Regions from separate parts of the Mus musculus genome. Here regions 2, 3, 4, 5, 6 and 7 are each linked to region 1. A link is a loop called in an ENCODE intact Hi-C map of the cell type or tissue named here. Cell type or tissue: left cerebral cortex. All regions are shown on one strand.

Region 1 (4,000 bases):
TTTCCCCTGGGCATTTTCTCGCCCCCTTCACCCCCCAGTGCTTTCTTTTCTTCTCCCAGCGCTCTTTTTGAAAGGAGGCACCCAGGCCCAGGACGTGTTCTGCAGTTTAACTACTTCCAAATTCTTTGTTCAGGTCACCCCGGGACTCCATTGTCAGCTCCTGAGAGCGCGGGCAGGCCGGCGGGTGCGCCTCTGCCTGCGCAGGCCTTGAATCCATTAGGCCTCTGCGGCTCTAGCCCCGGCGTCAGTGTTCGTCCCCTAAGCTCCCGCCCTCGGCAGCCTTTTTTGGATGAAGTAAAGTCACTGAAAAGGGCAGGTTCGTTTTGAGGTTACATGGATCTCACGAGAGAGAGAAAGAGAGAGAGAGAGAGAGAGAGAGAGAGAGAGAGAGAGAGAGAGAGAGAGAGAGAGAAAGCAACTCTGCCTCGAATGAATCTGACCCACTCACCTCATTCTGAAAGCCCTTTGGTTTGCGGCTGGGTGTTTGGTCCCAGTGGTTGTATTATTGTGTTTGTTTGTTTGTTTTTTGTTTTTTGAGAGAGAACTGGATCAGGAATGAGATGGGGAAGGGACAAGCAGCCCAGATGGTAGTCACATCTCCAGTCTTCTATCTGCACTCTCATATCCAGTAGTCCCCTTCTTGGCTTTCCTTGCTCCTGCACCCTCCAGCCAGCATCTCAAAGCTGCTCCTGGGCCGAAAGAGTAGGGACAGGGGTCCAGCTTTAGTAGGGGTCACCCCCGGAAGCGCTGCTGTGCCCTGGGCCCAAACTGCCTTCCCAGCACAACTTCCCAGACTCACTGAGAAATGGGGGAAGGTCTTGCTAACCATGGTCTTGCTATGTGTTCCCAGATTCATGAATATGGCCAAAAGAGAACCCTGTGCTCCTCCCATAGGGACCGGGGATGCAGAGAGATGTGAATCTTGCAGTGAGCTCAGCTCTGAGGTCAATATTCAGAAAAGGGTTCAGAGGCCCTGTGTACCAGAAACTCCTTAGACAGGCCGGGAGCCTGACACTGTCTCTAACTCTTGAAGCCATGAAACAACAAGAAAGTTCGGAAGGTCAGTGGCCCAGGAAAACTCAGCAAAGGCTGACCATCGCTTTTCCCAGAGCAAGGTCACTGAAGCATGACCCTCTTGCTCGGGAGAGGGGGTTGGGGGGGTCAAGTCGTCAAATCCAGGGGCAACCCTGATGCCCAGGACCTTCTAGAAGTTGATCGAGCCTCTGGTCTGCCTGTTTTGGCCATCGCCAGGATTAGTCTAACTTCTCAGGAGCAGGCGTCCAAAGTATAGTCACCGAGGGGCCCGTGAGAGGGCAAGGATGGGGGACTGTGACCCAAGAAAGGGTGTGCGTAGAGCTCAGGATGCAAATGGAGTGCGCAGGACAATGGGCGCCTCTCCTGCCAGTCCTGGGAAGCAGAGAGAGAGAGAGAGAGAGAGAGAGAGAGAGAGAGAGAGAGAGAGAGAGAGAGAGAGAGAGAGAGAGAGAGAGAGAGAGAGAGAGAGAGAGAGGCCTCGGGACTCGAATCCATCCGGATCAGAACCTTGCGGCTGGCTGCAGGCTCTGCGGCTCAAAGGATCCCTCCCCCTCCTCTTGGCTCCAGAACTGCATTTGGTGAGGCCTGCAGAGCTCCGAGATCTGCCCAGACTAAATGAAAGCTCTCGCAGACACAGATGTTCCTAAGAGTCTCCCACACTCCTATTCACATTTTTTTCCTTTCGTTCTTGCGGGCAAACCCGGGGTCCTGTGGTCCGCTGTCCTGACCTAGCGGCTCTGGCGTGCTGACGCGGCTCCGCGCGTTGTCCAACAGCGCCCTCTGCCGGACCTTCTACTCGGCTGCAAGTGCGCACCAAGCCTGGCCTGGCGGCGGGAAAGGCTCTCTGCTTAAGTGGAGTGGGCGGTGACACGCCCGCTTCTAGGTCTATAGCGACGCCAGGGACACTGCAGTACGGGGTGACCTGAACTTCTATTTCTCCTCCTGGCTCCTCTTTATCTTTCAAACTCTGCCGCGGGTCAAGGGCATCATTTGCATGCTGGGAACATCAGGACAGTTGGATGGAAGCCTGGAGACTTCAGACCCTTGCCTGTTCTTTCTTTACCCCTGTGCTTACCAAAGTGTTAGACCCTCCCCAGCTTTGCCTTTCCATCTCAGTGGCTTCCTTCCAGCCAGGGTCCTCCTCATCTCTACAGATTTCAGAAAACGAAAGACAAAAAGCTATTTCTTTTGGGGTAGGGGTGGGGTTGAGGGCACCTAACACTTGGAGGTTCAGGCAATGATTAAGATTTGGAGGTCCAGGGCTCACAGCTGCAGTCTTGAAAAATCTCTGAAGATCCAGATATGATGTTCCCAGTGGCCACAGTGTGGGTGGGTCCTTGACATTCATTTACTCAACAAATATGTGCGGGGGTTCTGAGCCCACACTGCTAGAGGCTTAGCTCAGGAGAGGTCATTAGCTTTCCAAAGGCTATAATCGAGTCTCTGGAACCAAAGAGAGCAAATGGCTCTGCTTAAAATTGAATATGTTTATGCTTGTGGTGGTGGCACACGCCTTTAATCCCAGCACTTGGGAGGCAGAGGCAGGCAGATTTCTGAGTTCGAGGCCAGCCTGGTCTACAAACTGGGTTCCAGGACAGCCAGGGCTACACAGAGAAACCCTGTCTCAAAACAACAACAACAAAAACAAAAAAAGAAAGAAAAAAGAAAAAAATCAGTTCTTTTTTTTTTGTTGTTTTGTTTTCTTTGTTTTGTTTTCCAAGACAGTTTTTTTTTTCTTTCTGTGTAGCCCTGGTTGTCCTGGGACTCACTATGTAGACCAGGCTGGCCTCGAACTCACAGAGACGCACCTGCCTCTGCCTCCCGAGCGCTGGGATTAAAGGCATGCATCACCACTTCCCAGCGAAAGAGTTCTACTTAGGCAAGAGATGCTCTGATGTGTATAAAACAAAGGCTCCAGTGTCTCCTGGAGGCAGACAGGACAGAACCAGAGTAGTCTGGGGGAAAGCTAACTCACTCAGGGCCATGGAAACAACGGCATGGTTCGTACCAAATTCCAAAGGAACCTTCCTGCAAAGGCCACTGGAGACCTAACTTATGGGATGCTGTAGTAGCTCGCATGGCTTTATGTTAACGAAAAGTAAACAAACTTAAAAAGTAAACATGTGCTTTCGTTAAAAAAGAGGAGCCTAAGTCAATGTCATCTCTGTGACCCAGAGATGTCCATTTTGACCTCACCCATCAATTAGACCAGATGGGCTTCTGTGACCCTGTTTACAACTCCGTTTCCTCCCCTCTCCCTGACAACCAACTGAGTGAATCTTGGCCTGGTCCCATGCTCAGGAGGACTGATCTCTAGCCTGGCCTGGATCTAGCACATCCCTTCTGAGCACTGGAGGAAGGCCCAGGCTGGAGGCTTGCAGGGGAGCTCAGCAGCCTGGAAGAGTTAGCAACGAGGAAACAAAAAATCAGAAATGATTGAAGCAGATAGGTGAGGCAGCCATCAAAAGAAAGACCAGAGGCTCAAGGACTAAAGAGTGTCTGAGACTCTGCTAGCCCAACTCCCCCTTGCAGCTGAATCTTGTCCCTGTCTTTGGTCTGTACTAGCAAGATCCGGTCCAGTCACTGCCAGTTCTCTGACTCAAAGATGCTCTGTGTGCCTTTCCCAGCAGGTAGCCCTGGAGTCTTACTGCAGTGCAGTCAAGGGCACATGTTTTGGAGGCCGGTCTCTGGAAGATCTGGCACCAAAGCTGGAATAGTGTTGCAAGCCCAGAATGTCATCCCTCCGGAAGGCATCACAGCAAGTTTGAGGCTATATAGTGAGTTCCAAGCAAGCCAGGGCTCCAGAGAAAAGAGAAAAGATCTGACACCTGTCAAAACCGCCATCCTGCAAATTCCCTCGCAGGCAAGGGCAGGTGCGCCACCATGTGGCAACTGTGACAATTTACAACATACTTGGATGCCTGCTCAGAGCGATGGGCTGGTTGATTAACTTTGAAAATGGTGC
Region 2 (4,000 bases), 99 kb before region 1:
GGGAGGGAGGGAGGGAGGGAGGGAGAATGATTTATGGCAGTCAACTCTCTTCTTCCATCAGATGGGTTCTGGGTCACCAGCCTGGTAGCAAGAGCCTTTACCAACTGAGACATCTCACTGGCCCTAATTTGCTTATTTTAAATTACAAAATTGCTAAAAGCTCTTTACAGAAACTCTGGAATTAGAGAAACCTGTCTAGAAATATAATTATAGGAACAAAGAGTGTAGCTCAGTGGTAGAGCACAAGTCAAAAAGCATAGGGTTCAATCTCACAACACATACACAAACTCACACACACTGTCACACACACTCACTCACACAGTCACACACACACACAGACTCACACACACTCACACACATTCACTCATACACACAGTCACACACACACACAAGTCGCACACACATTCACTCACACAGTCACACTCACACAGACACACACATTCACAGACACACACAGTCACACACAGACATACACACTCACAGACACACACAGTCACACACAGACATACACACTCATACACATAGACACAGACACACAGTCACACACAGTCACACACAGACATACACACTCATACACATAGACACACACTCACACAGACATACTCAGTCACACACATTGTCACACACATTCACTCACACACACTCACACAGACACACATTCACACAGTCACACACATGGACACACAGACACACACTCTCACAGTCACACACATACAGACACACACTCACACAGTCACACACATGGACACACAGACACACACACTCACACAGTCACACACTCATGCACATAGACATACACACTCACATATAGACACACACACACTTACTCACACAGTCACACACACATTCACTCACACACACACTCACACAGACACACACTCACGCACATAGACACACACTCACACATAGACACACACACACCCTCCTTGAAGCATCACTAATACTTTTAGTGTGTTTCCTCTCGTTCTTCCTTCTCTGTAGATTTTTCATACGCAGTTGAGATTTGCTTATCCACCCTGCTCTTTCTCTCTTCCTGTCTGGCATACAGATTGCCCTGGACATGTCAAATAGACTTTTCTTTCTTGAGCATAACTGTTTTCATCCTATCTTTAAAGGCCACAGAAACATAATTTGAGATACCACAATCAGAAACACTTGGACATAATACTAATAAAATGGACCCAAAATCCCCAAGCATAAGAGTTGACTCAATCTACCTACCTACTTACCTACCATCTATCCACGACTTTTGCAACTGGGGTCGCTGGCCCGTGACAGATACCTGGCTTGTTACATGGTACTGGGACGGAACTCTAATTCCTCATGATTATACAGACATCTCTCCAGACCATCCTGATTTGTTCTGACCTTCATAGTTAATGTCAAGTCCATACCTTCTCCCAGGTATGTACCTCAGCAGTACTCCGTTAGGGGGAAATATCTAAATTGCTGGAAGTGAAAGCTGTCCCCACACCCCTGATTTGTCTACCTGGGCAGTGAAATGGCTTCCCAGAGAAAGGGGTCCACAGCTGTGAGAAGGTGGGCCAAGCTGCCTCACCGTGATGCTTCACCTCCCAGATCCGTTTCCGGTCTTTGCATTTTCCTCTTCTACTTTTGGATATGACTAAAGTTCTGACATACCAGACTGCTCAGTTTTTAAAAATGGGTGCCACCTCCCTGACTCTCAAGCTGCTTATCTGAGTCCAGAATGAAATCTGAACGCTTGTGTCAACCCAAGGTTAACCAGCTGCTGTCCTTATGGCAAGGTTCTTGCTGTGCCCCAGCATCCCGGGCAGTGCCAATCATGACAGCACCAAGAGTGAAGGGAAATTCATACCATGTAGTCTTCAAGATGCCCACAAGGTGGCGCTCGCCACACAGCATTTGCAGCCTTTGGTCCGCCCCAACACTAGTCTGGCATTCCACTAGGCATCCTGGACCCTGGGAGTAGCTTTCTCTCTCCACAGGTTCATGAAGAGGTGAACACTGTCTACATTCCCGAGGACCTTGCTCACAAACATTCTACTTCTCTGGTACCTGCAATGCCCTTGGTACTTCCAACTACTTCAGCATCCATAGTTCCTCCAGTCCCTCCGACACCTCCAGTATCCTTAGCAACTTCAGCACCTTCAGCAGCCTTGGTACACTAAACTCCCAGGGCAGGTGAGAAGCAGGTAAGTCTCATCTGTGGGGGATGGGGATCTGCTTTTCTCAACAGAGGCCCAGGTCTCAAAGCCAGATGCCATAGGAAAGAGACAAACAGCAGGCATGAAGAAATGAAGGTGTGAGTTGAGATGGACTAGGCAGGCTAGACTGCAGGAACATATAGAAAGAGACTCAAGAACACACTTGGCTTTGTAACTGCCGCTGCTTGACTTGGAGAGTCTCTTCAGCCTAGAGGTCAGCTTCAGTTTCCCCATCTATGACCTGGCTTTATTTGGTTAGATCAGGCTAGACCTTCCCTCCTCCTTCCCCTCTGTAATGCACAAAATAATTGATGGGGTGCTGTAATATCTATATCCAAACCTTGAGAAACTTCCAGGAAGCAAGGTAGTTGTTTACCTCTTGTTCATACCCCAGGCTAGCCTGGAATTAAGTATCCCCCTGCCTCAGCCAAGTGCTGGGATTACAGATGGGTGCCATCACCACCAATCATCCCTGTCCCCTTGAAAGACGGGACCTCGTATATCCCAGGCTAGGTTTGAATTCACTAAGTAGCTGAGGATGTCCTTGAACTACTGACCATCCTGTCTTAGCTCCCAAGTGTGGAATTATAGGTGTGTACCACCAAACCCAGTTTATAAAATGCTGGTCTTCAAACTCAGGCCTTTGTGCATGCTAGGCAAGCAATCTGAGCTACATCCCAGGCCCCTTTCTTTCTTTTTAAAAGATGAAGAAATTAATGGACAGGATCTTCAAGCCACACGGCTACCAAGTGAGGGGAAGGGGGCCTTTCAAGGTCATTAACATTGATCATATCAGTGTTTGATGCCCTTGGAGACCAGAGCTTGGAAGTAGCTGGGTCTAGGGTAAAAAGCAGGAGAGAAGGTCTCTGGGAGGACCAAAGCCAGACTGCGGCCACTGATCAGACAAGGTTCCGGGAGGCTGCACAGCTGTGGTGGGGACATACCAGCTGCTCCCCCTCTCTCTTGCAGGCCCCACAGATTGCCCCCAAGCTCTGGAGAGAGCTGGGGCTGACATATCTGGGAACTCAGGGACAGGGCAGCGGAAAGGCCCACTGGCCTGACTCCAGCACCTCTACACCCGCTTCATCCCAGGGGGCTCACCGGGCTGAGAATGGAGGAGATTCGGACAAAGTGAGCTCCAAGCCAGGGTCAGCTGCAGAAGGTCTGTCCCTGCCTGCGGTCATGATGCTCATAGCCTGTGAGAAGTAGCATGAAGAGAAGCTGAGGCCGGGGGTTGGGAAGGGGGTGTGGAATGGGAGGGCGAGCTTGCCCCCACCCCACCCGGGATACCCCTTCTTGGACTCTTCAAGCCTCCGCCTGCTCCCCAACAATGTATTTCCCATGTTCCAAGGCACCCAAGATCACTCTATTTTGTGTAGTAAATAAATGTTGTTGATGCTCTTTGTAGACTGGGGAGTGGATGTTCTGGTGGGACCCCTGTGAGATCTATACGGACCCAGAGGACCTGGCCTCCTGCCTGGCCCTGACCCTTGCCCAAAGGGCCACTCTCTCTACAAAAGTCCACGCAGCCCGGGAGGGTCAGGAGCTAAGCCCTAGACTGCATTCTTTCCCCCAAGTACCCCTCTTTCTGTAGGGTCCACACTGGTGAGAAAGCCACCCGTGTACTAGCTTTCTCTGAGTCCATTCCAGCAGGCATAAGTAAGGAGGGAGCACCCCCCTCCCAGTTGCCTTTCTCTAACCCTCCCTCCCCTTCCTCTGCCAGTCCCGCCCCACTCCTGCTCTAAAATGGGGAAAGCTTCAGGTCCTTACATATCCAGGTGTGGAATGGACAGGTGAACTATGACAGGGCTGTG
Region 3 (4,000 bases), 160 kb before region 1:
GCACATCTGTTTAATATATCTTCCAAACTAGAAAATACACTTTATTTACCACCATATCTCCAGCACCTAAAGCAGGGTAGGATGTACTCAATGGAGTACCTCAGTAGTGCATATATCTTTACTAAATGATGTAACAGGAAAAAAAATCTTTATATACATATGAAAGCAGGAGACCAAGAGTTTATCATCCATTACACAGAGCTCCAGGCCACTACACTACACTAGTCTGTTTCAAAACAAGCACACACACACATTTATCATAGCACTTACTCAAGCAAGAAGCATCACTGCTTCAAAAAAATCCAAATTAGCTGTTTTAAGACTAAGTTTGTAAAAAGTGATTAATTTACACACACACACACACCCCGAAAATAGCCAGGCAGTGGTGGCCCACGCCTTTAATCCTAGCACTTTGGAGGCAGAGACAGGTAGATTTCTGAGTTCAAGGCCAACCTTGTCTACAAAGTGAGTTCCAGGACAGCCAGGGCTACACAGAGAAACCCTATCTCGAACCTCCCCCTCCCCCCAAAAGTGATTAATTTAATCAGCAAATATTTCCTCAACACAATGTTAAATTGTGGGGAAATACAAAACGGAGTTAAGACCTGTAACTGTGAGATTTTTGTTGTTTGCTTTTTTTTTTTTTTTTTTTTTTTTGAAACAAGATCTAGCAGCCCTGGCTAGCCCTGCACTGTGACAGTCCTGCCTCAGCTTTCCATGGACAGTCATTGAGGTGGTGTTTTTAGAATAAATGGAAGATGACAGGTGTGTCTGGTGTGTCCAACTGGAACACAATAGAGAAAGAGCACAGGCCACAACAACAAAGGGGTTTGCTTTTGTTTTGGAGATGGGGCCTCTCTGCATAGACCTGGATGGAGGCTAGAACTAGAGAGAGACCTGCCTCTCTGCCTCCTGAGGGCTGGGGCGTCATCAGGCCGGGCCAACAACAAAGGTTAAGAGAGGTTTCTACTGCCTCAGAGGGAGAGGATTAGAGGTCCAGGAAGACACAGCAGCACTAGACAAAACAAGCGGCCAAGTCCTGTAGCCTGGCTGAACCAGGCTTCCACCATGCTGGAATACAAGTGCTGTGTAGCAAAACTAAGGACGCAAAAGCACCCAGGTACCAAAGCGCAGAGGCTCTTCCACACTCGGATTTAATAGGTACCCAGAATCTACCCATTTTGTTGGAGGAACGCTGTCCTTTGCGACCCGCAAGGGTTTCCCTCGGAAGGCACACGGGGTTCATTCTGGGTCTGTGGCACTTTACGGAGCCTGACAAGTTCAGCTGTCGGGGAGTTGCGGACCGGATCCAGACTGCTTCTCACCTTACCTTAGATCGCTCGGTGGTGTCCACCCAGTACAAGGTGATATTTCGGGCGATCATAACCTCTTGGACTCTCTTGGGCAACACCTTCTCCATCACCTGCTTGGGGGTGAGCGGCACGCGTTGAGCCTGTGCCTCGCACCCGGACACGAACTGAAGCAGCTCCCTCTGCGAGTGAGGACAGGGCGCCAGGAGGAAGACGGCGTTCCCAAAGCCCCCGAGCGCGGCCTGGGCCTCCCTGGCCTCGCCGTCGGCGTCCAGCAGCCTCCTGCCGCTACTCCGCAGGATCGGCTTGGTGGGCGACGTGATCTCCGGCCGGTCCCACTGGTAGTCGAGCAGCGTCTCCATCAGGGCACCGTGCGTGTGGGTGGCTCTGGGCGTCGGGCCCGGCAGGTGAGCTCCGGGAGGGCGATCCCCCAGCCTGGCCTCCAGCTCCTCCTCGAAGTCCTCCCAGGAGCGGCTCCCCAGCTCGCGGAAGTCGGACACGCGGGAGGGCCGGCTCCGTGCCCCCTGAGAGTCGAAGAACTTGAAGGTCCAGTGGACCCTGGCAAGGCCGAAGCGGCAGCTCAGGTAAGTGAGGAGCCGGAGGGCGGCGCGTCGGGCCGGGCTATGAGGAGCAGAGACGCCCGCTGTGTCCACCAGCAGCATCACTTTGTGACAGCAGGCCATCTCGGCCGCCACGGGACTCCCTCTGCCCGGCCGCGCGTGGCCCTTCCTGAGGTAAAGCACTCTCTTCAGAGAACCAGCGCCATTGCCCGCTTCTCTGAGGCCCTGCTCCGAAGGCTCCCGCGCTCTCCGACAGCTGCAGCTATTGGAGGAGCTGGTACCCAAACTCGGCTCCTATTGGCTGCAGGCTGAACGTAAGTTACGTAAGCACTTCCCTCTTTAACCCTAACTGGAAGGCGTGTGGAAGACCTCCGCTTGATTGGTGGAGGGTGTGGCGGTGGGCGGGGCGCTGAGTTCCGGGAGAAATGTAGTTCTCATTGGCCTGAGCCTTCGTTTTAAAATTTAAAGAGGCGGTACTTCGGGGGCGTGGCGGTGGGCGCGGAAGCCTTCGTTTGGGCTACTGTGCGCAGATGTGAGTGTGAGTGTGAGTGTGAGTGTGTGAGTGTGAGTGTGTGAGTGTGAGTGTGAGTGAGTGTGTGTGTGTGTGTGTGTGTGTGTGTGTGTGTGTGTGTGTGTGTCTGTACACGCGCGCGCGTACGTGAGTGTGTGTGTCGCCTGCGGAAGGCGGGGCGTGTTTACTAGAACCCTGAAGCCTGGGATGTGCACAGTGAGGGGTTTAGGATGCTTGAGTCAAGTTCACTTTAGACTACTCTTAAGTCTTTTAGCCTATGACGGAGGGCTTAATTTTTTTTTTCTGTAAAAGACGAAAGGAACATTTCATAATCCTCAAACTCGAGGGACGGAGGTAGGAGGATCGCAGGTTCCAAGCCAGCAGGGGCTACTTAGCAAGGCTGGAGCATAGTGGAAGGACCTCGGATACTCTATTGTAAAGGTCTGGAAGGCAGGGAAGTGTTTTCGGGAAGAAAGAGAAGTGACAGAAGAGCAATACGGGTCCTAGGTAGGAAAATGTAATATAAAGATACCTAATCAGACGTCTGCAGAGCACCTGGGGAGGCTGTTTTACAAACTAAGGAGTGAACACACCAGAGAGTACGCAAGCCAGTCCAATGGGTGCAGAAAAAAACACTAGAACGTCCGATTTCCAGCACCCGCCTTCTTACAGCTCATCCATTCAGTAGATTAGTGTTTTCTGAAGTCTTGGTTTTGTTTTACTTGTTTTTGTTGTGTGTTTGTTTTTGTGACTTTCTTTTATATTCCAAATTGGCCTCAAACTGTACCTTGTACTTCTCTGATCATCCTGCCTCCACCTTCCTAGTTCTGGGACTGTAGACATGCCCCTGCACCAAACGCAGTTTATGGGGTATTGGGGATCAAACCCAAGACTTCCTGAATGCTGGACAGTCAAGCACTGAACCAACATCTCCAACACTCATTCGTGTCTTCCTCCTCCCCCCTCCCGCTTTCTTTTTAACTTTATTGTATATGGGGGCAGGGAGGTGTTGCTAGGGATGGAACTCCCAGCCTGGCATGTTGTTAGCAAGTATGCTCCCTCTTGGTCTCATCTCTGGCCAGTGGATTTTTTTTTGTGTGTGTGTGTGTGTATGGGCGTTTTGCACATGTGCATGCCTGTGCTCAGAGATCAGAATAGGGTGTTGGATCCCCTGGAACTGGAGTTGCAGCTGATTGTGAGTCAGCCTTGCATGATGGGAATCGAACCCAGATCTTCTGGAGGTGCAGCAAATGCTTTAATCCACTGAGCCATCTCTTCAGCCCCTCATATGTGTTTCCTATTGGTACCACAGTAAGAGGATTTGGGATTATCTGATTGAGTTTTAACTTAAATGACTTAAAAAAAAAAGGACATGTGGCCTTATGAAAGTAAGTAAGCCACATATTATTAATGTTCCTAATATAATTATAAATCAATATATAAAAATAATGGAGACGACACCATTTCTAGAATGATAGCTTGCCAGCCATATTTTGAAATAAAAAGAACAATCTAATCAAATCTTACACTTAAGTTGTCTAGATAAATCTTGGAATTAATGAGGATTATTAGATTTCTGTTGTCAGTATTCTATTTTTAATAAAAGGCCTTACTCTGTA
Region 4 (4,000 bases), 230 kb before region 1:
GGAAAGAAGCCACCTGGTCCTAAACCCAGAAGCACAAGCTCACCACCCAGAAGGATGCGCGCGTCCTACAGAGCCCACGCATTCTGTGGCTTTGGCTTCAGCCCCTGATCCTCTTCTGCCGCACACAGCCTGTGCTGCCATGTGCGGGAATGAATTAGGAGTTTAGTCTGTTCGGGGTTTAGCTCTGGCCCAGTTCTCGCCACGATTTTGAGTAATTCTGATACTTTTACGTGTCCTTGACATCTTTTGCCAGGGCCTCTCTGATTTGGACCCAGTTCAGAGAGTGAACTTCAGGCGTATGACCCTGGAGGAGAGGACACTCATTCCAAAGTAGGCTTTAACTAAGCTCTGCACTAAGGGCGACTGTCTTCCTTTGTACTAAGTCATGAGAAAGGGGTCAATGGAGCACAAAAAACGCTAAACCTTCTAACCAACCATTAGTGGCTTCTTCCATTTCCAGACGGTTAAAGAGGGTGTTTCCTCTTGTAGTCAGAATGCCTTTCTCCCTCTGATATCTGACTCACTTGCAGGATGGAAAGCTAAAATCCGTGTGGCCTGCTCTGTCCTGGAGCCCAGGCAGGTCTATTTGATGGCTCTGTTAACTCAGCCTCCCGCAAGCAGAGCCCGACTCAGGGAGCAGCCCCAGCAAGTTACAGTGCCGATTAAGAGAGCTCTAGGCATCTACCCTGGATCCTTACAGCTTCCCACCCCATGACGAGCATCACTCTCTCACTCACAGACTGGGCCTTTTCTACTTTCTGAAATCTAATTGTGCAAGTGCTGTACAAAGCAAAATGTTTTGATAAGAGTATGGAGGCATCTGAGTAAGAAGAGATGGCCCCACTACACCCCACAGGCCGAGGCTCACCGGACCACCAACTTAAACACGGAGTGTCATATTTTAAGAAAGGCCATGCCTAGCCGGGCGTGGTGGTGCACGCCTTTAATCCCAGCACTTGGGAGGCAGAGGCAGGTGGATTTCTGAGTTCGAGGCCAGCCTGGCCTACAAAGTGAGTTCCAGGACAGCCAGGGCTACACAGAGAAACCCTGTCTCGAAAAAAAACAAAAAACAAAAAACAAAACAAAACAAAAAGGCCATGCCAAATTTTAGAGTGTCTAGAGGAAAGGACCACAGTTCTATCATGTGACCCATTTATAAACCAGGTGGTGGTGGTGCAACGCCTTTAATTCCGGCACCTGGGAGGCAGAGGCAGACAGATCTCTGTGAGTTTGAGGCCAGCCTGATCTATACAGTTAATTCCAGGGCAGCCAGAGCTTCATAGTGAGACCCTGTATCAAAAAAAGAAAAGGAGAGAGAAGGAGGGGGGGAAGGGGAGAGAGGGAGAGAGGGAGTAGGGAAGGGAGAGGGGGAGGGAGAGGGAGAAGGAGGGAGCTTAATTTACACATTTTACAAGGTGCAGCCCCATGTGTGACTCAATTCTCCAGGGTGCGACAGGTACTAGGGACTAGAGGCCACTCTACTGGGAGAAAGGAGACGTGTACACATAATCCGAGCAGGGTGGCAGAGGTAGACAGCCCAAGGACAGACAGAGCCATGATGGAAGAGAGTCAAAAGCTGGTCCTAGTGACACATGACATATGCTTGTAATCCCAGCACTGGGGGATGGAGTCAGTAGGGCTAGGAGTTCAAGGTCATCCTCAACTATATAGGGAGTTCCAGGCTCTCCAGGGCTGCATGAGATGTATGTCCCCTGTCTCACAGAGGAGGTGACAGTGAGAGAATAATAGCTCGTGAGAAGGTTGAGTGGGGGTGGAAGCATCTGATTCTTTCTTTGCTGACAGGAGCAGGAGAACGTGCTCCAGAGAGTTCTGCAGCTGCCTGTGGTGAGCGGGACCTGTGAGTGCTTCCAGAAGACCTACAACAGCACCAAAGAAGCCCACCCCCTGGTGGCCTCTGTGTGCAATGCCTATGAGAAGGGTGTACAGGGTGCCAGCAACCTGGCTGCCTGGAGCATGGAGCCGGTGGTCCGTCGGCTGTCCACCCAGTGTGAGTCCTCATAGACTCTGTGGCATCCTGCCTGTTCACTGATACTCCCCGCATGTCTGCATCTCTGCTTGTCGGTCTGTCTGATCGTCTCACAGCTTGTTTGTACACCTCCCTGACTGCTTCCCTTGCTTACCTATATCCGACCTCCTGGTCTTCTCCTCTACAGACATATATCTACACTTGCCCAGCCTGGGGTATCTTAGGCTAACAATGACAGCCAAAGAATGTTGGGAGAGGTCCGGGTGTGGTGGGGACAACTCTGTGAGCAGCGGTGAGAGTAGGACCAGTGGCAGGACATTTAGCCACTCCAACTCCAAATGTAACAGAAGCTGCAGTATCACAAACCAGCAGAAACACGCTCGAAAACTGGCCTAGCAGTGCTGAAGGCTTAAGGAGAGAGAAGGCTCATTCGCCCAGCTGCTGCTGATACTGGCTCCCGACAGGTGGGGGCAGCAGAGAGCTGCTGGTGGCAGAAACAAGGGTCCTTTCAGGCTCGCCCCGCCTCTATTATTCTGCCTCCTCCTGAAAGTCCCGTCTCTTGGCAGGGCTGAGGATACTCTCAGCATCACTGAGAAATCTTCTACCATCTTCTACCATCCTGATAGAGGCTTGTGGGTATGTGAGAATTCTACCCAAGTAACCAGGCAAGGAAGACTTAAAGGCTCCACTTAAAATCCGTGGTCACATACAAAGCCCTGGTTGAACTCTGTGAACGGTGGGGGGGAGAGGGGGGGACCAGAACAAAATGAGGAGAACATGAGAAACGAACATGGGGGTTAACAAGAGTGGGAGGGGGATTGAGAAGACGCAGGGATAAGAGTGAGAAAATGCACCATATGCGTGAATAAAGTTGTCCAAGAAAAATACACTCAATTACTGATAATAGGATAATAAAAATGTCTCAGGCTCTAGGCTAGCCCTCCTGGAAGTCCTCATTCTGTTCAATCAAAAGATATCCAAGTCCTCTGAGCTCTTTGTTACGTGAAAGAAATATGAAAGAGTATCTATAAATACCTTTTGAATCTGTGCCTTCCATGATCTTGACCATGTAGCTTGCACCCTCAGTAGACCACGGGCAGTCTCCTCTGACACGTCTGCATCTTCTGTGGCTTGTCCCACTCCCTAGGGGCAACATCCTCTTTCTCCTCCCTGTGGCTCCCTTCAGCTTTCAGCCATCTTGACAGTTGGGGGTGAAAGCTGGTTCTAGGGTCCATCTGGATTGGCTCTGTCTGTGGCTGTGGATTCGTCATCTCCAGGACTAAGCAAGCCTGCTCTCACTGGGCCAGTGCAAAGGCCCAGGTGCCACCTCCCTCACTTCCACCTGGGTTCCAAAACCTTGAACAGGGAGAAGGGGAGGGAAGCGAAAAGCGCTTGGTGATTCACAGAGCTGCTGCCATCACTACAAGCTTGCCCATCCAGACGTGGAACCACAGAGGCTGATGGTTTTGACTCCTGACAGGAGGGGGCAGCAGAGAGCTACTGCCCAGGACCCTAGAGATAAAGAACAGGGGTTATGTGAGTCTTACCAGACAGACAGAGACTTGCTAAAGCCACACGCTGTATAGGTGGAGGTGCAAGGCCTTGAGTACAGGTCCCACCGACTCCAAAATGACCCTGCTCTCAAGGAATCATAAGTACGAGATCACTATATAAGTACATGATCACTCTCTGGTCCCCAAATGCCCTGGAAGCAACAGTCTGTAATCTTGGGCCCCAATGTGCTTTCTTTGAGACGGAGGCCACTCTTAGTGCCTCACAAGCATTCAGGGATTACCCCAACATGGCCCTTCCCTTTCAGTCACAGCTGCCAATGAGTTGGCCTGCAGAGGCCTGGACCACCTGGAGGAAAAGATCCCGGCTCTTCAATACCCTCCAGAAAAGGTGAGTCCTCCCTCTTCCGTGGTGCCCCCTATACTCTATTGGGACCTCCTCCTTTCATGAACGAGGACAGCTGACGGAACTTTCTGGCTGTGGAACTTTCTGTGTTCATGG
Region 5 (4,000 bases), 51 kb before region 1:
CCCTTTTCCATCCAGGGGGCTGAGAGTTGGGGGATATTCATCTCGGGGAGTTTTTGTTCCGCCTCATGAAAGGCCCCAATGGCTGGGAATACCATTCTAATTACGGGGAAGCCCAGCTTATGTGGGGGACACAAAGGGCTGTGGTCTCATAGCAGCTCCTTCCGTCCGTCAAATAAGGCTGTCTAATGACGGGGTGAGAGCTGTGAATGCCTAAAACAAACTCAAAAAGGAGGGAAAATAAAGCCGCCGGGGGCTTAAAATATATTAAATTACCCTGAGTAGGACTGGCTTTGCAGGCCCTGGTTGGAGAGGTTGTCCAGGCTGTGAGTCCTGCTATTCACATGGGGGGTGGGGGGAGAGGGGTCAGCAGGTCGGGTGGGGAGGGGTTCACAGAGCTCTGGCTCATTCTCATGCTAACATCAGGGACATGCTGCTGGCTTACTGAGCTGGAAAACAGAAATGAATTTGCTATAATCCTCCTCCTCCTCCCTCTGCAGACCAGAAGCTTTGCCTAATTGCAGCCCTTGGAGCCTGCTGGGCTTCGGGACGTGGCCACACCCTGGATCCAGCACCCCTTGACCCTCCCACCCTCTCTTTTCCATTCTTCCTTCTTTGGGGCTCAGGGATGGGTGTGCTCCAGGGCTCATTTGAAGGAGTGAAGAAAGGGGGCAGTGGGGATCAGTGAACAGGAGAGCACCAGGTATATGTGTACCAGGCATACCGTTGGGAGAAGCAGTTACTCCTAATCCGAGCTATACCTTTACATGTGAGCACACTATCTAGACACATATAGCTCTTTACTATTCTACATCCCTTTACACATAGCACAAATACACCTTCATGCAATATATAGGCATGTGTTAACCTTTCCATGGGCAAACACAGCATGTGTGTGGGCACACACACACACACACACACACACACACACACACACACACAATTTTCTCCTTACCCCTTCTCTTGAAGAGGTTTCAGTCTGTATCCCAGGCTGGCCTAGAAATCACTATGTAGTCCAGGCTGGCCATAAATTCACATTCCTCCTTCCTCAGTCTCTGGAGTTGTGGAATTACAGGTGTTAGCCACCAAATGAGTTACACAAAGTTCTTTACAGACATTCCTTAATAAGACATATTTTCTTTCCAAGAAAGCATATGCTACCTCCCAGACATGAACACACACACACATGCATGCACATTCATGCACACACACACATGCATGCACACATGTGCACACGAGTGCACACACACACATACACACACATGCGCACGCATGCACTCACACTTTCCAATGTGATCCCAGAAGCGTGGACCTGGTACAATTTCAATATTTTTTAATTTATTTATTCACTCTACATCCTGCTCACTGCAGTGTTTAACAGCAGAGGATATGATGCATAGATGACAGCTGAGAGGTGGCTTTTTCCCAGCCTTAGCTGAGTCAACACTGCACTGTTTGTAGCTGCTACAAGACCTTAGAGAAATCTGTCCCAATCTCTGGATCACAGGATCTTTTTTTTTCCCCCTACTAACAGGAATGCTCAAGTTGGTTGAGGAGAGTATAGACCTGTAACTCCAGTACTAGGGAGGCTAAAGTAGGAGGATTAGGAGTTCAAGATCTGCCTGGGCTACAAAGTGACACACACACACACACACACACACACACACACACACACACAAATAGAGGAGAGATTACTTGAATTAAATGCTCTAGAAAAACTCTACCCGCTCAGAATTAAGAGCCATCTCAGGAGCTATGCTTTCTGTCCCTCCCCTGCTTCTGCACACTTAATGTGAGCACATGCACACACTGCTGGCACGCACACACCTCCACAGTGCGCCTAACAATGACTTCCTTTAGTGTTCACGTGGTTATAAAAAGAAGCAGTAGCCGGCAACCTTCCTGTTGTAGGTGGGGACGCCTCCTTCCCACCCACTTTCAGGCCTGCTTCAGTAGCTTTGTCCAAGAGACTCTGCCAGTTTGGGAAACAGCGATGACAGGTGTGGCTGTGAATCATCTAGTCCCACAGTGTGGCGCCAGGGACCCAGGAAAGACATTCAAACCCGCTCTGTTCTTTCTCAGGGCGCCCTCTGCCGGTGGACCTGTGACCCGCTCTAACGTAGGCAACTGCAAACCTAACCCAAGAGTACGAACTGTAGAGTCTCTGCCTCTGGGTTTCTGCTCAGCAGTGAGAGGAGCTTGGAAACTGCCCAGCCAGAGTGGAACGAAGATCACGAAATTAAATGGTACGGGAGCGAGAAAATCGCAGCCTCTCGTCTGTAAAGGCTTCTAGGCACACCCTGCCCCTCCATTCTCCACAGATTGCTAATGAAGGTTGTGTGGACTTCAGGGCCAAGGGGGTTGGGGGGTGGGTGCGCACCCGGAGCTAGCCCTGGATGCTGATTTCTGGTGTATTCTGAGATGCTCTAGGCAATCAAAGAAAGCACGTGAAAGAAAAAGCCAGAATCCCTTTCTTACCCACCACAGGCCGAGAAGGGGTAGCTGTAGAAGCTTGTAGAAAGGCCTGTCCTGGGGCTTCTGCCACCAGGGCCTAGGGAGATCAGAGCCAGTTCCCTCTGCTGTAAGGACTGTGCTAACTGGTTGTGCAGAATGAGGGCATCTCTCTGCACTGTAGATGCAACAGAGGTCCTCTTCTATAACTCCAGCTGCAGTCAGTGTTATGTGAGCGTCACATAGCCAGAGCAAAAGGTCAACAACCTAAGGCAAATTGGCTTGAAGATAGAAACACCATACGCAGGAGTCCCAAATCCTTTCAAAGAAACAAGGGTGGTTGGTACGGTGATAGGAGGAGACCCCTTTAGAGGTGAAATGTTGGCACTACATGCATTATCATGCTCAGGGGCCAGAGCTGCTTCCTGGGTGTCATGGAGAGCTGCTTCACCCCAATGCTCTCTTCTTGGCCAGCACAGAGGTTTCACAGGCCATAGACCAAGACAAGGGGGTTAGAATTGGGAAGAAGAGACTGTATGGTAGAGATTTGAGGGGGCAGTGGTTGGAGCACAAGCTGAGACATCTGCGCCAGGCCTTTCTTGTGTGACCAGAGTCAAAAAAGAAGGAGTTTCCCAACAGCTGCACCAGGCCTCTGCCCCCCCCCCGTCCCCCTCCCCGTCCCACCAGGTAGACTGACCAGATCTGAAGCTAACCTGTGTTCTGTTCCCACTAGACTATGCCCTACCCTGGCTTTTGGGATGAGTATGGCTGGTTCCTTGAAGGGCAGCAAGGGTGTGCACTGGCTTTGACCCAGAAAGGGGGAAGATTTGAACAAGAGAGAAAGTGTGGGCTTAAACGCTTGTTGTTCGAGCTATGATCTGAGGCCAATCCATTGCCCTGGAAAGGAAAACATTTAGTTCCTGCAGCAGCAACCGGCCTCCTCAAACTCATGGATTTGTAAAGTACACGCACTCTCACCAATAAGACATGGGTTAGTAATTCCAACATTAACCCATGAGGTCTGCCAACTGGAATTTCAGAGTATTCTCCAAACACGAAAGGGATCCTTTGAGGCAGCTCGGTTCCTGACTCCTTGGGGTGGACGCCTAAGGTTTTTGAGCCATTCCCATTTTTTAAACCTATCCCTTAAAGTCATTTACCTGTCATTTACCTCTGCCTTGTCCTCACTCCAGTGGCCTGCCTGCCCTACCAACTTCCAGCTGCTACTCACAAGGAGAAACAAGATCTTGCTGTTTGCAAGAATATTACTTAAATAAGCATATATATATATATATATATATATATATATATATATATATATATATATATGGATAGGATCTGGAAAGTCTGGTCTCTGAGCCCAGATGGAAATATGCGACCAGCCAGGGCCTCCAGAACAGCCATGGTTCTTTGGTTGACCTGATGGAGCCTCCAGCAGTCCCCTTCCCACTCCACCCCACCCCTGCAACCTGCCTTCCAGCAGTCCTCCTCCCCAACCTGGCTTAAGCAGGTGGTCTGCCTGAAGGTCTCCTCTAACTTGGTAGGGTCACAT
Region 6 (4,000 bases), 150 kb before region 1:
GGGCATCATAAGGTTCTAGGCCTGTGTCAGATTATCTTGAGTGAGTGATGTCAATGAATTCTAGTTATCAGGTCCAGCCTTGGGTGTAGTGGGGATCCTGACTAACCTATTTTTACATGTCTAAAAGCTGTTTTTACTATGCTCAATACAGCCACCATGCCAGGCTCCTTTTCTTTAAAGAGAAAACTTTTTTCTATCCGGGTGTATGGTGGTGTACACCTTTAATTCATGCACTCAGAAGGCAGAGGCAAACGGATCTCAGAGTTTGGGGTCAGCTTGGTCCACATAGTGAGTTTCAGGACAGCAAGAAAAAAATAATAATTTCAGCTTTGTAGGGGCTGTAGTTGTCATGCTCTACAGGCAAACAAACAACCCAAAAGCAAAACCGACCAGACAAATCCGCCCCTTTAGAATGCCCCAGGTTGAGGCTGGTCCTGCCAGTTCTTCGGGTGATGGAAAGAAGCTTGAAGAAGAGGGGAACAACATATGGGGAAAAAAAAAAAGCAGTGGTACTTGTTTGCTTTCAAGGTGAAGGATGGCCCTAGGGGTGAGGCTGAGGGTAGCCAGGGCTGAGGAGTAGGGGGGAAAGGAAGGATGGCAGTGGAAGTCGCTCCCCGACTCAGATGAGAGGGCTGACCGCACGACACCCATGGCTGACTCAGACTTGCTGGCTCTGATGACCAGTGACTCCTCAGTCGGCCTCCTTTCAAGGAACACTGAAAATCGTGTAACGTGGGCTTACAGTAAGAGCTAGTAAGAGATAGGTAGGTAGGTATCCATGTCTCATTATCAGAACTTAGACTGGCACATCCCAACACTCTCACTCTCTCTCCCTCCCTCCTTCCCTCTCTCCTTCCTTCCTTCCTTCCTTCCTTCCTTCCTCCCTCCCTCCCTCCCTCCCTCCCTCCCTCCCTCCCTCCCTCCTTCCTTCCTTCCTCTCTCTCTCTCTCTCTTTCTTTCTTTCTCTCTTTCCTTTTTTAAAGAATTATTTATTTATCTTATGAGTATATGAGTAGTACATTGTAGCTGTCTTCAGACACACCAGAAGAGGGCATCAGATCCCATTACAGATGCTTGTGAGCCACCATGTGGTTGCTGGGAGTTGAACTCAGGACCTCTAAAGAGCAGTCAGTGCTCTTAACTGCTGAGCCATCTCTCCAGCCCCATTGAGTTTTTCTTAAGCTATGGTGTGAACTGGGCCTGCTGGACTACCAATGCTGCTCTGAGAAGTGGGGTACAACTGTGCATGGCTAACTACTATTGCAACAATGGTTTGGGGTAAGTTTGAGTTTCAGAGTAAAGTTAAGAGTGATAAAATCTAAAACAAATAAACAAATAAAAATAAAAACTCATTTTTCTGGTCCAGTGAGATGGCTCAGTGTATGTGGAGACCAGATGACCAGAGTTCAGCCCCTTCCCAGCCAGAAGCCTTGGCTCTGTCTGCCATCCCAGCACTCCCACAGAAAAATGGGAGGCAGAGACGGGAGAATCCCCTGGGAGCTTAAAGGGCTGCTAGCTTGGAATACACAGCATGGTGGACACAAGAGAGACCCATCCTCAACATGGTGGAAAGAGAGAGTCAACTCCCCACAGTGGTTCTCTGACCTCCATACAACTGCCCACACACAGCCGTACAGTGGAGAGGATCTGGGCTGGGACAGCTCAATGCCTGGCAGCAGGAGCTGGGGAGAAACTTACACCTCACTGAATCAGGAAGCAGTGTGCTTAGGTAAGAAATGAGAGAGACCCTAGTAAGCCACCTTGTTCTACAATCTCTAAATAAATAAATAAATAAATAAATAAATAAATAAATAAAGCCACCACTGAACTGGGGGCTAACTGTTCAAACACAAGACTGTAGTGAACACCTCATTTTCTTTTAAAACATTATTTATTTATTTATTTAGGTTTTTCGAGACAGGGTTTCTCTTTATAGCCCTGGCTGTCCTAGAACTCACTTTATAGACCAGGCTGGCCTCGAACTCAGAAATCTGTCTGCCTCTGCCTCCCGAGTGTTGGAATCAAAGGCGTGCGCCACCACTGCCCGGCACACCTCATTTTCTTTTTTTTTTCCTTTTTTTTAATTTTAATTTTTATTTTTTTTCTCATTTTCAAACCTTAACAAGCAACGTCTTTCTCTTTGTATCCTTAGGACCTAGCAAAATGCCTATCCTGAAAATTTCATTAAAATACAACCAAGAATTTATTTCTCCAGTTAGAAATGAAGGCCGCTACCATAAAGTACCAGCAGGGGGCGATGGCAGCCCTCCACTAAGGGCTCTGACTTCTGCTTTCCAAAGAATTGCTTGTCCTTAGTTTGCCTGTGAAAAGCAGAAACCAGGGGGTTTTTGAAGTCCCCCAACCCATCCTCACACTCCCCAAAAGACCTTGGGTGCACTTGGGACATGTGAGTGCCCTTCTTTTGGAGAAAGATGGATAATTCCTTTTCTCCTCCACAAATAGAAGAGAAATCGAGTATTTCTAGCACTTAGTGGGACATCTGGGTATGCCTTGTGGTATTCTGTGTTATTTGTCTTATTTTCTTCCTTTTACAAATGAGGAAACTGAGGCTCCATTTAATTCTCATAGCTAGCAAGAGAAACCCAGGCCTGAGTCTAGTCTCTGCCAAAGTCCCCACTGCTTCCCTCAAACCATGCAGGCAGCCTCCCCTCCAGTCTCTATCATCCCACCACCACCCAGCCAGCATGGGAGTGGCCATTCAGTGCCTCAGAGCCTTGGAGGGGCTGGCAGTGGATGCTACTCAGGGAAGCTGTCCTGCCTTTATATCCAGTGAGTCTACAACATGTATGTATCTCCACCTTTCCCTAATGGAGGATTATTCACTCTGCCACTCTAACAGCTGGGTAGTCAGGGGCCAAGACTAGCTGTGTAACTTGCATGCACCTCTGCAAAATAAAGTGCCAAGCCCCTTTAAGAAAATGGGGAAGGGGCCATGAAGAGATGGCTCAGCATTTAAGAGTACTTGCTGCTCTTCCAGAGGACCCAGGTTCGAATCCCAGCACCTACATTCCCATCTCACAAGTGTCTGTAACTCTAGTCCCAGGGTATCTGGCACACTCTTCTGGCCTTCTTATGTACCAGGCTCACATGTGGTGCACAGATTTACATGCAGTCAAAACACCACACACATAAAAGTAAGTATTCTATTACAGTTGAGTGAAAGAGAAGGCTCAACAGTTGAGAGTACTTTTTGTTCTTGTAGAGGATCCAGATTTGGTTCCCAGCACCCACTTAATGGCTCAAACCATTTGTAACTCCAGTCCCAAGAGATCTGATGGCCTCTTCCAACCTCCACAGATACATACACACTTGGAGGCAAAATATTCATACACTTAAAAATAAAACAAGGTTAAACATTTTTTTTTTTTTTTTTGGTTTTTCGAGACAGGGTTTCTCTGTATAGCCCTGGCTGTCCTGGAACTCACTTTGTAGACCAGGCTGGCCTTGAATTTAGAAATCCGCCTGCCTCTGCCTCCCAAGTGCTGGGATTAAAGGTGTGAGCCACCACCGTCCGGCTAAACATTTTTAAAAGATTTATTTATTATTATAAGTTCAGTGTCGCTGACTTCAGATGCACCAGAAGAGAGTGTCAGATCTCATTATGGATGGTTGTGAGCCATCATGTGGTTACTGGGAATTGAACTCAGGACCTTCTGAAGAGCAGCGTCAGTGCTCCTACCCGCTGAGCCATCTCACCAGCCTGAGTTTAAACATTTTTAGTTAAGAATTTCAGCCAGACATGGTGTTCTACACCTGTAAATTCAGGTTGAGACTGGAAAGATGAGGCAGCAGGATCATTATGGGCTGTGGTACAGTGAAATAGTGTGTGTGTGGTTTACAGATGCTGTGAAGGGTGGGGTGGGGGACATTCCTGCAAGCTAGAGGCCAGACCCTGCTCTCCTCTCAACCCCACCCCCTCAGACTCCAGCAGTACTCACTGTACAAACCCTGTCCACAGGCTGGTGTGGTCCCAGACTTC
Region 7 (4,000 bases), 280 kb before region 1:
TCTCAAAAAAAAAAAAAAAAAAAAAAGACAGCATTCATAATGACCCAGCTGGTAATGATGACAGGAGAGGTGAATTTTATAATGGCATGATACGTAGGAACCTTTGGTATTGGCTAATCAATCATGGTGTTTCCAGGCATGGCATGGGCAGGAAGCCCCCTGTATAAGCCCTTTCTTCCTACTCTTTTTGCCTAAAATGTCTGTCATGCAGGGCTGTCTTATCCTGTCCCGTGTTCCCCATTGTAATGCCCAATGACCATGAACTACAGTCTACAAAGCTAGGAGCCAAAGAAACCTTTTCTACTCACAAGTTAATCATCTGAGGTATTTTGTTACAGTGCCAGGAAGTTGACCGACACAATAATGATATCTCTCAAAACTAAAAACCAGGGGCTAAGGGGACAGCTCCATCTGTAAAGTGACAGTGCACAAATGTGATCAGTGCTGGGAAGGTAAGGGACAAAGGACCCCTGGGGCCTCAGAGGACAGCTAGCCTGCCCGGCCTGGCAAGCCCCAGGCCAGTGAAGGACTCTGTCTCAAAAACAAACAAATAGGGTTGAAGATGTCTCCGTGGCTAAGAGCACGCACTGCTCTTGGCAGAGGACCTGCATTTCATTTCCAGCACCCAAGTCGGGTGGCTCACAACTGCCTGTAACTCCAGCTCCAAGGGATCAACTCCGCTTTCCCAGGGCACTGAACTCACATGTAGATGCACCCATACACACCAGTACAACAAAATCAACCAAACAAATCAAACGGAAAAGCCAAAATAACCCGACCGGAAGTCCCCAAGGTAAGCGGTAACTAAAAATAAGAAGGGATAGCCTCGGAGGTGCTGGCCTCTATAGACACCACACACATGTCTCCTCATATGACCCTGCACATGTATGCACACATCTACAGAAAGTCATATGCTGAAGCAATATAAAGTCAGACACAAGCACATGCATGAAACCGGACCTTAACTTGGTGAAATGCCAGGCTGAGTGACCAGGAAGGAATGTCAATGGTGGTGCTGATGACTTGGGGTGGGGGTGGTGGGAGTATGGGTTATTTAAATTTACTTTTTTGCATATTCATGTTTTCCAAAGTTTTATAAATATGTATACACACACACTAAAAATACAATTCTCTTTCTGTTTTTGGAACAATGTTTTGCTACATTTGCTAGGCTGGTCTCAAATCCCCACCTTTCTGCCTCAGCACCCCAAGTGCTAAGGTGGCACGGTGGCACCATGTCTGGCTTCTCATCAGGTATCTATGACAAGATCACTTGGTTAAGGTGAAGGGAAGTGAGTTACCCAGACTGCGGTGGTCTGGTTGGTGGTCCAGGGGCCCTGGGTCAACTCCCACAGGCAGGTGTCATGTTACTGACCTCTGGGTAAAGTGGGAAATGTCACCCTATAAGGAGTAAGGCTGGCTGAGCATAGAAAGATGGGGAAGGAAGCAAGATTAAACTGGGAGGCCACAGAGCCCCGCCCACTCCAGGAGCAAAAGCAAGCTCAGACCATGGCCTTGGGAAGCACTCCACTACTGTTTGCAGTCTGTTTGCCAAAACAATGGCGGTGTTCTGTGGGAAAGCTACAGGAAAACACAAGGAAAACCACCACACCTGCTCACCGCCCCACTGTACCCATGTCCCACAAATACACACCCCCATCTTCTTCCTGACTCAAAACCAGGATGGGACTATCGTCATGGCTTATCAGTTCTCCCTGTCTTTTTCTTTTGAAAACTTCCATGCCTGTTAAAAGGGTGCAGAGTCCGATGGCCCTTCACCCACATTCGCTGACCTCAGCTCTAGTTCCCTTGGGCTCTCTATAAACATTTCCCTGGATTTCACCATCTCTTACCATTTTTACTTTCTGTCTCTATAAATACGCTCCTGAGTCATTTGGAAGTACAGTGTAGAAATCGTGACACTTTCCCCTACATTTATCTGAAGCGCAGGTCCCCAGGGTCCAGAATGCTCCTGAGCATTGCTGCCAAACCTCTGACCCACGCAGTGTCAGCCGAACAGCCCCTCCTCCAGAGTCCCTTCCTCTCCCAAGATCCATGAGACCGCGTTCCTTTCTTGATCAAGCAACAGACGTCCCCAAGTGAGATACAGAGAGCCTCTTAAGTTGCTCAGCAAAGAAGGGCAAAGCAGGCAGGGGGCTGGAGTGCAGCTCAGGGGTGGTGGCTAGCCTAGCAGGCAAAGAGGAAAGTGCAGGCTGGCCCTGCGAAATAGAAAGCAGAGGGGAACTGTGCTGCCACCTAGTGGTCATATTTAGGATTTCCCCAGGCTCCCACATGTCTGTCTCTTTCTCTGTCTCTCTCTGCGTCTGTCTCTCTCTCAACTGTTTTAGATTTATTTCACTTTATGTGTATGGGGGTTTTGCCTGCATATATGTGTGTTCACTGCATTCATGCAGTGCCCCAGAGGCCAGAAGATAATGTCACTTCCTCTGGAAGTGGATTACAGGCAGTTGTAAGCCACCCTGTGAGTGCTGAGAATCAAACCCCAGTCTTTTGCAAGAGCTCTTAACCTCTGACTCATCTCTCCAGCCCTCAGACATTCTGATTTTAACAGAAGGGGACAGCGTACCTACTGATGGGCTAAACATCATGTGGATTTGGGGCTGAACAGTCCACTGACCTCCGTAGTTTGCTAAATGGACATAGTATTAAACTGACTTCTACATACATGAATATGGACTGTTCAGCCCCAAATCCACATGTCTGTCCATGTTTGAATAAGGGTGGCCTCCACAGGCTCAGAGATTTGAAGGCTTAGTCACCAGGGAGTGATACTATTTGAAAAGATTAGAAAAATGTGGAGGTGTGGTCTTGTTGGAGAAAGTATGTCACTGTGAGTGGACTCTGAGGTTTCAGAACCCCACACCAGACCCTCACTCCTCTCTGACTGTCTGTCTCTCTCTGTGTCTCGTTCGTCTCTTTTTCCCCTTGGCGATCAAGATGTAGCTCTTGTCTATTTATCCAACTACACCTGCCTGTCTCCATGCTCTCTGCCATGATGATAATGGACTAAGCCTCTGGAACTGTAAGCCAGCCCCCAGTTAAATGCTTCCCTTTATAAGACTTGCCTTAGTCATGGTCTCTTACAGCAATAGAACACTAAGACACACACTATGTCTGGCACTTGGTATTTATTATCTTACCTAAAACCTACAAGCCCTAGAAGTTAGGCCTACTCAAAATACCCGCAACATGGCTCAGCAGTGGTAGATGCTCTGTATCCGTGAGCTTAGGGACAGGCACTGAAAGGGTGACCCAGCCTTTGTCTCCTAGCTAGTAAATGGGAGAGTCAAAGTTCACACCTAGGCCTGTCTGGTCTTAAACCTCTATATCTTGGCCATTGTACTTCCTGAGGGAGAGGTCTAAATGAAGAAAGGGGAGAGACTCTGATGAACCTCATGGGTGTTCCCCTGACTGAAGAAACCACAGAAGCTCAGAGGCTACTTTTTATGAGATAAGTCTTGGAAGGGGATAAACCTATCATCTGGGACGCTCCGGAAAGTCAGGCCAGGGATGAGACGAGCAACCCACAGTTGACCTCTTCCCACCCAAAATAAGCAGCCAGGCCACTGTGGGAACCGTCAAGGATTTATAGCGTCCTGAGATGCCCCGTGAAGTGAGACTCCTGTTCCTTCAGGGAGCCTGCGTCTGTTCATTGGGCTTTGTGAACAGAAAGGAAAGCAAGCAAAGGGTTGGGGAGGGTGAAGTGAATAAAGGATAAGACATCCACCCGCAATAGCCATCTGCGACGGAGAAGAGAATGAAATCAGTGGCAGACGGGCATTTCCTATAAACGGCCAGAGAGTAAACAACTCATACCTGAAAAGTCACGGGCTCTCCATTACAACCACTGCCATGGAGACACACAAGCGGCCACCGATTATCTGTGAAGCTGTGTTCCAGTGAGACTTTATTTAAAATCACTGGGCTCTGGACAGATAGACAGTGCTCAGGCCAAGAGCCCAGTGCTAGATGTGGGATA

What was found. A loop is a pair of places that touch in the nucleus more often than their neighbours do. Peaks named below come from ENCODE experiments on the same cell type or tissue, not always from the same donor. Only the 100,000 strongest peaks of a DNase experiment are listed, where the experiment ranks them.
Region 2: a loop joins it to region 1, with 9 times the contacts of the local background. A loop is called at or near these places in 33 of 42 quality-filtered maps.
Region 3: it touches region 1 in a loop (4-fold over the local background); 8 of 42 quality-filtered maps call a loop at or near these places.
Region 4: a loop joins it to region 1, with 8 times the contacts of the local background. A loop is called at or near these places in 14 of 42 quality-filtered maps.
Region 5: it touches region 1 in a loop (4-fold over the local background); 30 of 42 quality-filtered maps call a loop at or near these places.
Region 6: a loop joins it to region 1, with 8 times the contacts of the local background. A loop is called at or near these places in 8 of 42 quality-filtered maps.
Region 7: it touches region 1 in a loop (2.8-fold over the local background); 4 of 42 quality-filtered maps call a loop at or near these places.

Annotation. Positions count from the first base shown.
Region 1 is chr7:79,493,989-79,497,988 of GRCm38, reverse strand. No RefSeq gene overlaps it. Among named protein-coding and RNA genes, the nearest start is that of Mir9-3hg, 4.0 kb to the left of the region's middle. In left cerebral cortex, CTCF peaks have their summits at 1,814 (motif pointing left) and 3,920 (motif pointing left); DNase peaks (open chromatin) are centred at 20, 1,796 and 3,901; H3K4me3 peaks cover 348 bases; H3K27ac peaks cover 800 bases.
Region 2 is chr7:79,592,956-79,596,955 of GRCm38, reverse strand. Rhcg (Rhesus blood group-associated C glycoprotein) reads left to right here. Exons shown (of 11, transcript NM_019799.3): 10 at 1,968-2,174; 11 at 3,156-3,593. The coding sequence ends at 2,150. Among named protein-coding and RNA genes, the nearest start is that of Rhcg, 23 kb to the left of the region's middle. In left cerebral cortex, a CTCF peak has its summit at 1,863 (motif pointing right); a DNase peak (open chromatin) is centred at 1,878; H3K4me3 peaks cover 182 bases; H3K27ac peaks cover 799 bases.
Region 3 is chr7:79,658,333-79,662,332 of GRCm38, reverse strand. It overlaps Ticrr (TOPBP1-interacting checkpoint and replication regulator), which reads right to left and starts at 2,137. Exons shown (of 22, transcript NM_029835.1): 1 at 1,331-2,137. The coding sequence starts at 1,993. In left cerebral cortex, no CTCF peak of the experiment used is centred here; DNase peaks (open chromatin) are centred at 992 and 2,226; H3K4me3 peaks cover 1,567 bases.
Region 4 is chr7:79,727,859-79,731,858 of GRCm38, reverse strand. It overlaps Plin1 (perilipin 1), which reads left to right. Exons shown (of 9, transcript NM_001113471.1): 3 at 1,804-2,008; 4 at 3,807-3,889. Among named protein-coding and RNA genes, the nearest start is that of Plin1, 2.9 kb to the left of the region's middle. In left cerebral cortex, CTCF peaks have their summits at 1,891 (motif pointing left), 2,454 and 3,465 (motif pointing right); DNase peaks (open chromatin) are centred at 1,940, 2,446 and 3,453.
Region 5 is chr7:79,545,352-79,549,351 of GRCm38, reverse strand. It overlaps Gm31740 (a long non-coding RNA gene), which reads left to right. Exons shown (of 3, transcript XR_391642.2): 2 at 2,080-2,243. Among named protein-coding and RNA genes, the nearest start is that of Gm31740, 3.1 kb to the left of the region's middle. In left cerebral cortex, a CTCF peak has its summit at 2,085 (motif pointing left); DNase peaks (open chromatin) are centred at 1,439 and 2,013; H3K27ac peaks cover 1,214 bases.
Region 6 is chr7:79,647,463-79,651,462 of GRCm38, reverse strand. No RefSeq gene overlaps it. Among named protein-coding and RNA genes, the nearest start is that of Ticrr, 11 kb to the left of the region's middle. In left cerebral cortex, a CTCF peak has its summit at 2,243 (motif pointing right); a DNase peak (open chromatin) is centred at 2,250.
Region 7 is chr7:79,778,971-79,782,970 of GRCm38, reverse strand. All of the region lies in intron 17 of Wdr93 (WD repeat domain 93), which reads right to left. Among named protein-coding and RNA genes, the nearest start is that of Mesp1, 13 kb to the left of the region's middle. In left cerebral cortex, a CTCF peak has its summit at 2,240 (motif pointing left); DNase peaks (open chromatin) are centred at 1,919 and 2,245; H3K4me3 peaks cover 495 bases.